Linked DNA regions of Homo sapiens: region 2 is linked to region 1. A link is a loop called in an ENCODE intact Hi-C map of the cell type or tissue named here. Cell type or tissue: MCF 10A. All regions are shown on one strand. Each heading gives the region's core, and the rest is flanking DNA. Links, peaks and the distances in the headings are about the cores only. Region 1 has its middle 120 kb from the start of DAPK1. Region 2 has its middle 34 kb from the start of DAPK1.

Region 1 (5,384 bases), core at 188-5,187:
TGAAATCATTACATTTATACTCTTAAGCAGTTTTACGGGCTTTTTATTTTCCTTTTTTCATAACCCCATAAAATTTTTATGTTCCCAGTCCATTTTTGCTGGTCTTGGATAATGTCTGTTTTAGTGCTTTAATTTTATACATTAAAAGATAGTTTATCATGAAATCATTACATTTATACTCTTAAGCAGTTTTATGGGCTTTTTATTTTCCTTTTTTCATAACCCCATAAAATTTTTATGTTCCCAATCCACTTTTGCTGGTCTTGGATAATGTCTGTTTTAGTGCAATTGATAATACTTCAATATGCTATCATGCTGTTCTATGACTTCAAACTATAAATAAAGAACTTAGAAATATCATTAACAATTAAGTCATTTTCTATTTGAAAATTCTTGTTTTGGTTAGAATCACTTGCTTCAACTGCTGGAGAAGAGCGGCTGTAATGGCTAATACTGAGTGTCAACTTGATTGGATTGAAAGATACAAAGTATTGATCCTGGGTATGTCTGTGAGGGTGTTGCCAAAGGAGTTTAACATTTGAGTCAGTGGGCTGGGGAAGGCAGACCCACCCTTAATCTGGGTGGGCACAATCTAATCAGCTGCCAGCGCAGCTAGAATATAAGCAGGCAGAAAAATGTGAAAAGAGAGACTGGCCTAGTCTCCCAGCCTACATCTTTCTTCTGTGCTGGATGCTTCCTGCCCTTGAACATCAGACTCCAGGTTCTTCAGTTTTGGAACTCAGGCTGGCTTTCCTTGCTCCTCAGCCTGCAGACAGCCTATTGTGGGACCCTGAGATCATGTGAGTTAATACTTAATATACTCCCCTTTATATATATTTGGGTTCCATTAGTTTTGTCCCTCTAGAGAACCCTAATACGCTGGCTAAAAACAACACCCTGTCTTGCAGAACAAACACATCATACTTTCTATTATTTATGATTTTTCATAAATAAATCCAACTTATCAGCCTCATCAGGTTGATTTTTAAAATGATTTAAGCTATTTTCAGGCAAAATTGATGATACCCTCTGAAATGTAAGTCCTTTTCTTTGACTGTCAGGCTGTGTTTTGAGATTCCACGTTGGCATTAATCAGATTTAGAACTACAGAATCTTATTATTGAAATGGACATGAAGGTTACATGATCTGGCCACTCATGACACAACACACGACTGCTGTCCTCTTACCAGTGGTTGTCTTTAGTTGACAACTTTCTGGAGAAAGGGAATCGCCACTCTGCTAGGGAGATCATTCTGTCTTTAAAAGATTTTCCAAAATTTTATACTTAAATATAAAGATCTCCTTTTTAATCAAAAGAACAACATATCATACTAGTGCTCCTGGTGACAGCAGATTAAGCTAAAGACAACTGATGGGTGACATGAGTCTAAAATCAACAGAAATCTGAAAAGTCATGAAGAGAAGTTTTCAAGAGATGCTAATTTCCCTCAAACTTCATGTCAAAAATACCAGAAAAAGCATATTGTTAATATTTTTCTTTTCCTTGCCTACTCCTTGAAATTCACCCAAATGATCTTTTGAAGGCTAGGGAGGTTCGCTAATGTTTAAAAGCATCATCTTATTCTGAAGATAGTGACTCCATGTTGTGTTACTGTCCTTATAGCCTACAATACTATAAGTTAGCTCAGGGTAATGGTCACAGAGCTGGATGATGTCTAGGCAGCATTTAAACACAGCATTACTACAATTGATAAAACACTCAAAAATCTTACCATCTTCCAAAGGTAATATGGGCATCGTAATTCCAGTGATGCTGCAATTACACATGGTGCTCCATTGTTTTTGAGTGTCAATGATCCATCCTCTCTCCCTGCAAAATTGCACCTCAATTTCCCTTTGGAAAACAAAACTTCTATTGGGGATAATGCTGATGGGGACTGGTGTCCAAGGCATTTCCCATTTACCTACCATGAGGTAAACACGTGACCCAAGTTCAGTCACACTCTCCCTGTGGAAGTTGAGTGTTAGGCCGAGATTAAAAGCAATTAGTGCTCATTCATTCAAGGGTATTACCCCAGAGAGACTAACATTTAGCTCTTACTCCCTCATAAGATCTGTTTCTGGAGACTTGCTTCCCATTCTATGAGCCAATAGAATCTATTTTTACTTAAATTAGTTTGATCTGGTTTTGGTTGCTTGTAATCCAAGAACCCTCACAATTACAATGATGAAGGCAGGATGTTGCATGCGAATCATTTAAAGGCCCTCAGATCGTAGCTATACCAGGAATTCTATTTATTTTGTGAAGATTTTTAACTCCAACCAAAATGAAGTGTTGTTGGAAGGTTAATTATGGAACTTTGCACTGAAAATTGAGTTGGAAAAAAACCTATTAATAAGCAGCTCAAAATTGCCAAGCTTACACAAATATTTTGACAGATCTATACTTTCTGGATAGTTTAGACTCTCCTTGGGATGAGTTATCCAAGCTGTTGGTACTGCTGTTGTAGCTGGGAGATCAGGAGTGGTGTCTGGGCTCTCTGGCAGATTTCACAGTGATAGGGAAGAGCTGTCTACACAGCTTTGTCTGTTTTCTTTAATCTGGGTCATCTGTGCTCCTAGAACCCACCTCTAGATTTCATTCCAGACTTCAGAAACCTTTTTCATTAACTCTTTTTGTCATCTTTATCAAGCTCCATAGATAAGCTCAGTTGGTCTGTGGAGGCAGCGTGAATGTCCATTTGTAATTTTAATGTCTGAAATAATAGTTTTTGCAATAAATGAGAAGACTGACCTTACACTACTCTCTCTCTAAAATCCGACTTATTTTTTCAAGCACAGTAAAAAATCCCAATTTTGGGGGTGGGGGTTGGCAGGGGCTTACTCTGTTGCTGAGGCTGCAGTACAATGGCATGATTAGAACTCACTGCAACCTTGAACTCCTAGGCTTAAGTGATCCTCCTTCCTCAGCCTCCCAAGTAGCTGGGACTACAGCTGTGTACCACCATGCTCGGATAGTTTCTTTTATCAGACGGGGTCTCTCTGTGTTGCCTGGGCTAGTCATGAATTCTTGGGCTCAAGCAATCCTCCTGCCTCAGCATTCCACAGTGTTGGGATTATAAGTGTGAGCCACTGTGCCCGGCCCCAAATATTTTCGTAATGTTTTTCTAGTTGACCACATCTGGAAAGAATCCATCATACTCTCACACCCCATGATGGGTATTTTTCCATGCCAGGCTTGTTTACACTGATCCTGCACTGCTTTGTAATCCGGCCCTTATTTACAAACCCTACGTCCCCACATTGTTCCCTAGCTGGTTGAGGGCATGGATTTATTTTATGAAGGTTGCATCTCCTATGATGGTGGGCATGAATGAATGACATCTTTCTGTACCTCCCCCCTCACTTAATTCAAAAGTGTTGATGAATCCTATTACTAATTGGATGGCAGTCTGGGCAGTAAGGTTTAGTGCCAACAACAGCAGTAGAGGAGGCAATGTTCTGGCAGCATGACAGAATCAGGATGTCTCAGGCTGTGATCTTCAAGCCTCTGCTGCCTGCAGATATGTCTCAAAGTATGAATTAAAAATCATTGAAATTTGAAGACTTTGGGCACTCTCTTCTCCCGTGCAGCTCTTATCTTTCCCTATTGTCCTCTTTCCCGCACCCCCCCACCCCCAACCACATTTACACATTAATGTTCCTTGGAAGGCTGTGAAGCCATTTGAGTTTGGACCCCAGTGATGTTTCTGACCTTGATGCTGTATCTCCACATACTCTGCATACCTGCGTATCTACCTTCTACTCTCTGTATTTCTCTAGTGTGTGTGTGTGTCTGTGTGTGTGTGTAAAACTCTTCAACAGGAGTGATGCTTAACTACACACCAAAACAAAGCAAGGCCTTCCCTAAATATCACCAACTGTTGATCTTGAACCTAAAGTTGTCATGAGAGCAAGCTCGTACTTTGGAGCAGTGTCAGGCTTTCATGCTTCAGCCTCGGGATTGAGACATTTGCTCCCTAAATGTTTTACAGACATTTGCTCCCTCAATGATGCTCTAGTTTCTGAGGAAAGTAAACAACTTAAATAAAAATTATATTTGCAGAAGTACTTGTGGGATGAGCCAGGTGTCCAACAAAAGTGGAGAAAGGTGCTAAGCTCTAGAAATTTTGTAGCCACTGAAGTAGACATGCAGATGTGAGGCCAACTGACAAGCACAGCTTTTGAAACTGCTTTTGCAAATTTATGACTGAGACAGTGAAAGAGATCTAACTTAACTGACTCCATCTTGCTTCTAACCTCCAAGCTGTCCTTGTTCATTCCTGGGCATAGGCTGAACTAACTTTGGGAGAAACTTACTTTATAGTTTGAACAAAGACGGTAACAGCCCTTTCCCAAAGCAGACCTCCTCCTTGTCTGGGTACTAGACTGCCTTTGTAGGACTAACGTTAGCCACGTGATTAGAAATTATGGTTTAGGAGTCATGCAGCTGGAGGCTACAAGATTCTGACCCTCCCTAAGTTGCTCCTAAGATCAGAGCTTGAGATATTTTGCAGACCTTGCACTTGAGGGATCAGCTGGCTCCACCCAGATCAATAAACTGGCTCATCTGATCTTGTGGCCCCCAACCAGGAACTGACTCAATGCAAGAAGACAGCTCTGACTCCCTGCGATTTCATCCCTGACTAATCAGCACTCCTGGCTCACTGGCTTCCCCCCACCCACCAAGTTATCCTTAAAGACTCTGCTCCCCGAAAGCTCGGGGAGACTGATTTGAGTAATAATAAAACTCTGGTCTCCCGCACAGTCGGCTCTGCGTGAATTACTCTTTCTCTATTGCAGTTCCTCTGTCTTGATGAATCAGCTCTGTCTAAGCAGCAGGCAAGGTGAACCCCTTGGGTGGTTACACTTTCAGGAGAGCTCTGAATCATAGCCAGAGCTGTGTTCACCCAGGGATGAGCAGGCTGGGACATTCAGAGCCTCCTTGTGGCCTGAATTCCTTCCTTGGGTAGAGCTTGTCCTAAGACACCTCGTTTCTATCTCAAGTAGACCCTGAGGCTCAGATGAGTTCTAAGACAAGGTAAAAAGAGTCCAGGGAAAACATGAAGAGCCAGCAAAGATGGCAGATGGCTGTGAAAAACAGTAGCAGACATCCTCAGACAATCGCTCAGTGCCTCGGAATGATTTTCAGAGATGTAAAAATGGACTCAGAGACAAAGTAGAGAAGGAAGTGAGAAGAACCCAGAAAATAAGATGTCATGTTATTTGTTTATATATTTGTTTTTGAGATGGAGTCTCGCTTTGTTGCCCAGGCTATAATGCAGAGATGCGATCTCAGCTCACTGTAGCCTCCACCTCCTAGGTTCAAGAGATTCTCCTGCCTCAGCCTCCTGAGTAGCTGCGACTACAGGTATGCGTCACC
Region 2 (5,384 bases), core at 187-5,186, 88 kb before region 1:
ATACAAAAATTAGCCGGGTGTGGCGGCACACGCCTGTAATCCCAGCTACTAGGGAGGCTGAGGCAGGAGAACTGCTTGAACTCAGAAGGCAGAGGTTGCAGTGAGCCGAGATCATGCCACTGCATGACAGAGCCAGACTCCGTCTCAAAAAAAAGAAAAAAAAAAAAAAATCTAAAATGTCAGGCATTGGCTTCAGGCATAAACCAGCTTGCATTTAAATTAAATATTGAGTGACTTTAAGGCTATAAACATTGATCTTCTCTTAGACCAGTCACATTTATGTCTGAGTAGTCAAATTTAGAGGTGCTAAAGTTTGTGTGTTTATGTAGATAATCCCCCATGCTTGACATCGATCTGAGCGCATTAGTGAGCCCAACCATTTATTATCGAAATGGAGCCAGGTCTCCTATTTTAGCTGCTCTGTAACACGGTGTTTCAGTGTATTCATGGAAGTCACATAAGGTGTTTTTTAAAGTTCACTTTGAAAAATTAAAATGAAATTAAGCTTAAACTGTTGCTATCTTTTAAAAAGTTGTCCAACAGCGACTTGATCTGGTCTTATGGAAATGACATATTTAAACCAGAGGAAGGGACAATATTTTCATTGTTTGGTTTTTGTGTCTTCGTTGGTTTTCAGAGCTATGTTTATGTGTTGCATTTTGCATTCCCTTCACGGTGAACTTGACCTGAAAATTTTTAGGGCAGCCAGGTGTTAAACTTTTTTTAGCACCATGCAAACTGGTTTCATTCTTCCAAAACAGGTTTTTGCTTTGGAGTATAAAATGACAAGGGAAATGCATGTAGCCAAGATCCTTATTTGAGCTCATTCGCACTGGTCTAGACCCGTCCAGTGAGCTGGGGGCAGGTCTTGAAGGTGTGATTTGCATGAGCTGATTTGCATCAGGCCTGTGTATTGTTAAATAAAAGATAAGGATGGTTATCTTGGCCTGGAGGAAAGAGAGAATTGGGAGGGTGTTTTGGTGCTGGGTCTCCACCTTCCTGGCTCTGGTGGAGACATTGGTGCAGACTGCCAATTTAAAATAGTCAAAAAGGTCAGAATCTAGTTTAAAGAGAGTTTATTCAAGTGCAAAAGTTAAGGACTGCAGCTGAGAAGACACTTCCAAGTTGCCTTGGGGAGTGCTTCGAAGAACAAAAGAGAGGCTCACATTTTGTTTTGTTTTGTTTTGTTTTTGTTTTTGTTTTTGTTTTTGAGATGGAGTCTCGCTCTGTTGCCTAGGCTGGAGTGCAGTGGCACTATCTCGGCTCACTGCAAGCTCCGCCTCCCAGGTTCACGCCATCCTCCTGCCTCAGCCTCCCTAGTAGCTGGGACTACAGGCACCCGCCACCACACCGGCTAATTTTTTTTTTTTTTGTATTTTTAGTAGAGACGGGGTTTCACCGTGTTAGCCATGATGGTCTCGATCTCCTGACCTCGTGATCCGCCCGCCTCCGCCTTCCAAAGTGCTGGGATTACAGGCGGAGGCTCACATTTTTTAATGAAAAAAAAAAATCAGGAGAAGGGGCTGATTACTAAAGTTGTTTGTCAGGAATTCTCATTGGTTTACAGAAATAACATTGGTTAGTGATTGGCTATACACTTTTCAACTATAGAGTGTATGGCATTTTATGACTACTTGGCCTCAGGCTCTAAGAGGTAATTATTTAGCTCAAAGGGGAGTGAGATGACTGCTGTTAAATTTAAATGTGTTTCTGGGCCTGATAATTTGAGAGACTTGCATTCCTCAGATAAAAGATTTTTCTTTCTCAAGACTCAGCTCCCTTCAGCTTCAGGTGACAAATTGTGGCCCAGTATCAGCCAAGCTTTCTCCCCAGTCTCCAGAGAATGCATCACCAGCTATCATTGAGGCTTGACACCATTGGGAGCATCCAAGAGAGTCTTGGGAATGGACTTTGACCTTCCTCTGATGGGCACCGGCAGCAAGGACAAGGTCCCCAAGTATCATCAGAAAGCAAAGAAAACACCAAACGGAAAGGAAGAGTGTGGGGTGCACCCCCTTGGAGAATGTGGCTGAGGCCAGATGTGAGAGTTCACAGGAGACACCAGCAGAAACACAGACATAACTTGTGACATTTTTCAGTGTTCTAAGACATGTCAGTTCAAGACTGGGCTTTCCCCATTCAACCACTCTACTCACACTCATGTGTGTTATAGACAAATTTAAACTGGAATCTCTTTGATTCCAGAAAGTTGATTTACATTGCAACAGAAATGCTTGTTTAGCTGAATAGGTCCCTAGGTAGTAAAGGGACTCCACACAGCATTATTTCTAGTGAAGTCTTTGATTCACAGAAAGATTCTTAGAAATCTTGCATCAGAGTGTAACAATAAAAAAGAAACTGTTCGGATTTTCATGCAGGAAATGCTCTTGGCCAGCAATCACCCTCAGGAAATTTTCAGAAATGCACGTGATGCCCAGAGAAGTGTTGTTTTGGGAATACCTAGTAATTAGTTCCAAAATCTTACCAAACAGCAGCACAGGCCTATAATTTCTATGTAAACTCAGCTCACTGTTTGAGTCATACTATGTTTCTTTTTTAGCTCAAGATTTGTCATCCACTACAAAAACCTCCTTTCGCTATACAAAATAGACAGCCACTCGAAATTGCTGGAGGGAAAAGCCAGTTTGCACAATGGGGGTGGCATGTTTGGGTGAGAAAACCAGAGACTCGGAGTCAGGAAATGCCAGTTCCTCCCTTCACTCCTGTGACCTAGAGCAAGCACCTTCACCCTTGAGAGTCTGGCCTTTCTTTCTTTCTTTTTTTCTTTTTTTTGAGATGGAGTCTCACTCTGTCACCTAGGCTGGACTGCAGTGGCGCGATCTCAGCTCGCTGCAACCTCCGTCCTCTGGGTTCAAGCGATTCTCCTGCCTCAGCCTCCCGAGTAGCTGGGATTACAGGCACCTGCCACCATGCCAGGCTAATTTTAATATTTTTAGTAGAGACGGGGTGTCACCATCTTGGCCAGGCTGGTCTTGAATTCCTGACCTCGTGATCCACCCACCTTGGCCTCCCAAAGTGCTGGGAATGTGTGAGCCACCACGCCTGGCCTGGCCTTCCTTTCTTGTAAAATGAGAGGGTTAAGTCCAGGTTCGTAGTCAATAACTACGTGTTCAGTAACAGATTCGTACCAGGGATTTCCACAAACTTTCCCCAACCCAATCACCACCACTTCCTTTTAGGACTAAGATTTTCAAGGTCTGCTTCAGTCTTCATAGCTTTACATGTCTGGGAACTTATGTCTTAAATTTTTTTGTAAGAAAATTATCCTGTGTGTAATGGAAATGGAAATATTTCTCTTGCTAACCTGATTTCAACCTGCTGAATATAAATATTCACATAACACAGCATTTATAAAATAAAAATCACTCATAAGTATATCTTTCAGCAGTAACCACAGTTCATATTTTGGTGTGGCAGCATCTAAACGTGTTTCTGTGGAGATCCACACACATTCATTTATCCTAGGGTATTTTCAGAAGTCTTCCTAGTCTCCATCTGCTTTTTTTTCTTGTTTGCCACATGTTATATGGATATCTTTCCATGTCAATATGAGATCGTTTAATGTCAAGAAATACAGATGAAGTCATCATTTTCATGTTCAATGGTTTGAGAACATTCCATCATGTAGTTAAATTATAATTTCTATAACTCTTCCCTATTGGTGGACATTGAGGTTGGTTCCATTTTTTTTTTTTTTTTGAGACGGAGTCTCGCTCTGTTGCCAAGCTGAAGTGCAGTAGTGTGATCTGGGCTCACCGTAACCTCCGCCTCCAGGTTCAAGCGATACTCCTGCCTCAGCCTCCTGAGTAGCTGGGACTACAGGTGTGTGCCACCATGCCTGGCTCATTTTTTGTATTTTTAGTAGAGATGGGGTTTCACCATGTTGGCCAGGTTGGTCTCGAACTCCAGACCTCATGATCCGCCTGCCTCAGCCTCTCAAAGTGCTGGGATTACAGGCATGAGCCACCAAGCCTGGCCTTTTTTTTTTTTTTTTTTTTTTAATGAAAACAAAGCTAAGAGGCCAGGCTTGGTGCTCATGCCTGTAATTCCAGCACTTTGGGAGGCCGAGGCGGGCAGATCACTTGAGGTCAGGAGTTTGAGACCAGGCTGGCCAACATGGTGAAACCCTGTCTCTACTAAATAAACAAAAAATTAGCTGGGCGTGGTGGCGGGCACCTGTAATCCCAGCTACTCATGAGTGTTAGGCACGAGAATGGCTTGAACCCAGGAGGCGGAGGTTGCAGTGATCCGAGATCGAGCCACTGCACTCCAGCCTGGGTGAAACAAAGACTCTGTCTCAAAAAAAAAAAAAAAAAAAAAAGCTAGTGTAAATATCATTGTTTATTCAATGCTTATTTTTCTAAACTCTAGCTATATTGGCATTATCATCCTTTGAGATTTTTATAAATCATCAAGCAAAAGATGGCATCTTGTTTTATTTTTATTTCTTGGACTACTAGCAAAATTGAACATTCTTTTATGTGTCTATTGAGTATTTTACTTTTTTCATTTGTAAACTGGCTATCTATACCTATTTCCCATTGTTTTATTGAAGTGTGAATATTTTTTTCCTCATTGCTTTGTAAAGATTACTTCTATATTAAGGGTATTCTTATGAGTTTTAATACAGACCATATACCTTCATTCTCAAATTACTCTCATTTTCAGTTAAAGTTCAATTCACCCATTAGCATATCATTTATATATTTTTTATTACTTTTATTTTTATTTTATTATTTTTTTAGATAGAATCTTGCTCTGTCGCCCAAGCTGGAGTGCAGTGGTTCAATCTCGGTTCACTGTAACTTCTGCCTCCTGGGTTCAAGCGATTCTCCTGCCTCAGCTTCCCAAATAGCTGGGATTACAGGCGTGTGCCACCACGCCCAGCTAATTTTTTTGTACTTTTAATAGAAATGGGGATTCACCATATTGGCCAGGCTGGTCTCGAATTCCTGACCTCAAGTTATCCACCCACCTTGGCATCCCAAAATGTTGGGATTACAGGCATGAGCCACCGCGCCTGGCCCTAGCATATCATTTATAAAATTAACATTTGAGGTATGTTGGAAAGAGGAAATTGCTATATGTGGAAGGTCGAATCTTATTTTCTATGATAAATTAATTTATTTTCAAAGTTCACATTTTTCTATTTCTTTCATTTCACTCCCACTTTCCATACAATACCTTTTCCTCAGCTCCCAGCTCCTACTTCAGTTCCCCAAAAGTGAGGCTATTAAGATGCTCACTGATTAGAGGATTTAAACATTTTAAAAGAGAAGTGGGTGGTGACGGCACATTATTGAAACTTGAAAGAGAGCCAGTGTGATATAATTTCACATCGGGAGCTGATCACTATGGCAACA

What was found. Peaks named below come from ENCODE experiments on the same cell type or tissue, not always from the same donor. Only the 100,000 strongest peaks of a DNase experiment are listed, where the experiment ranks them.
Region 2: it touches region 1 in a loop (12-fold over the local background); 2 of 110 quality-filtered maps call a loop at or near these places.

The regions. Positions count from the first base shown.
Region 1 is chr9:87,373,636-87,379,019 of GRCh38, reverse strand. No RefSeq gene overlaps it. Among named protein-coding and RNA genes, the nearest start is that of DAPK1, 120 kb to the left of the region's middle. In MCF 10A, for the core only: no CTCF peak of the experiment used is centred there; DNase peaks (open chromatin) are centred at 3,159, 3,449 and 4,869.
Region 2 is chr9:87,461,460-87,466,843 of GRCh38, reverse strand. No RefSeq gene overlaps it. Among named protein-coding and RNA genes, the nearest start is that of DAPK1, 34 kb to the left of the region's middle. RefSeq lists enhancers at 908-957, 1,799-2,038. In MCF 10A, for the core only: no CTCF peak of the experiment used is centred there; a DNase peak (open chromatin) is centred at 2,543.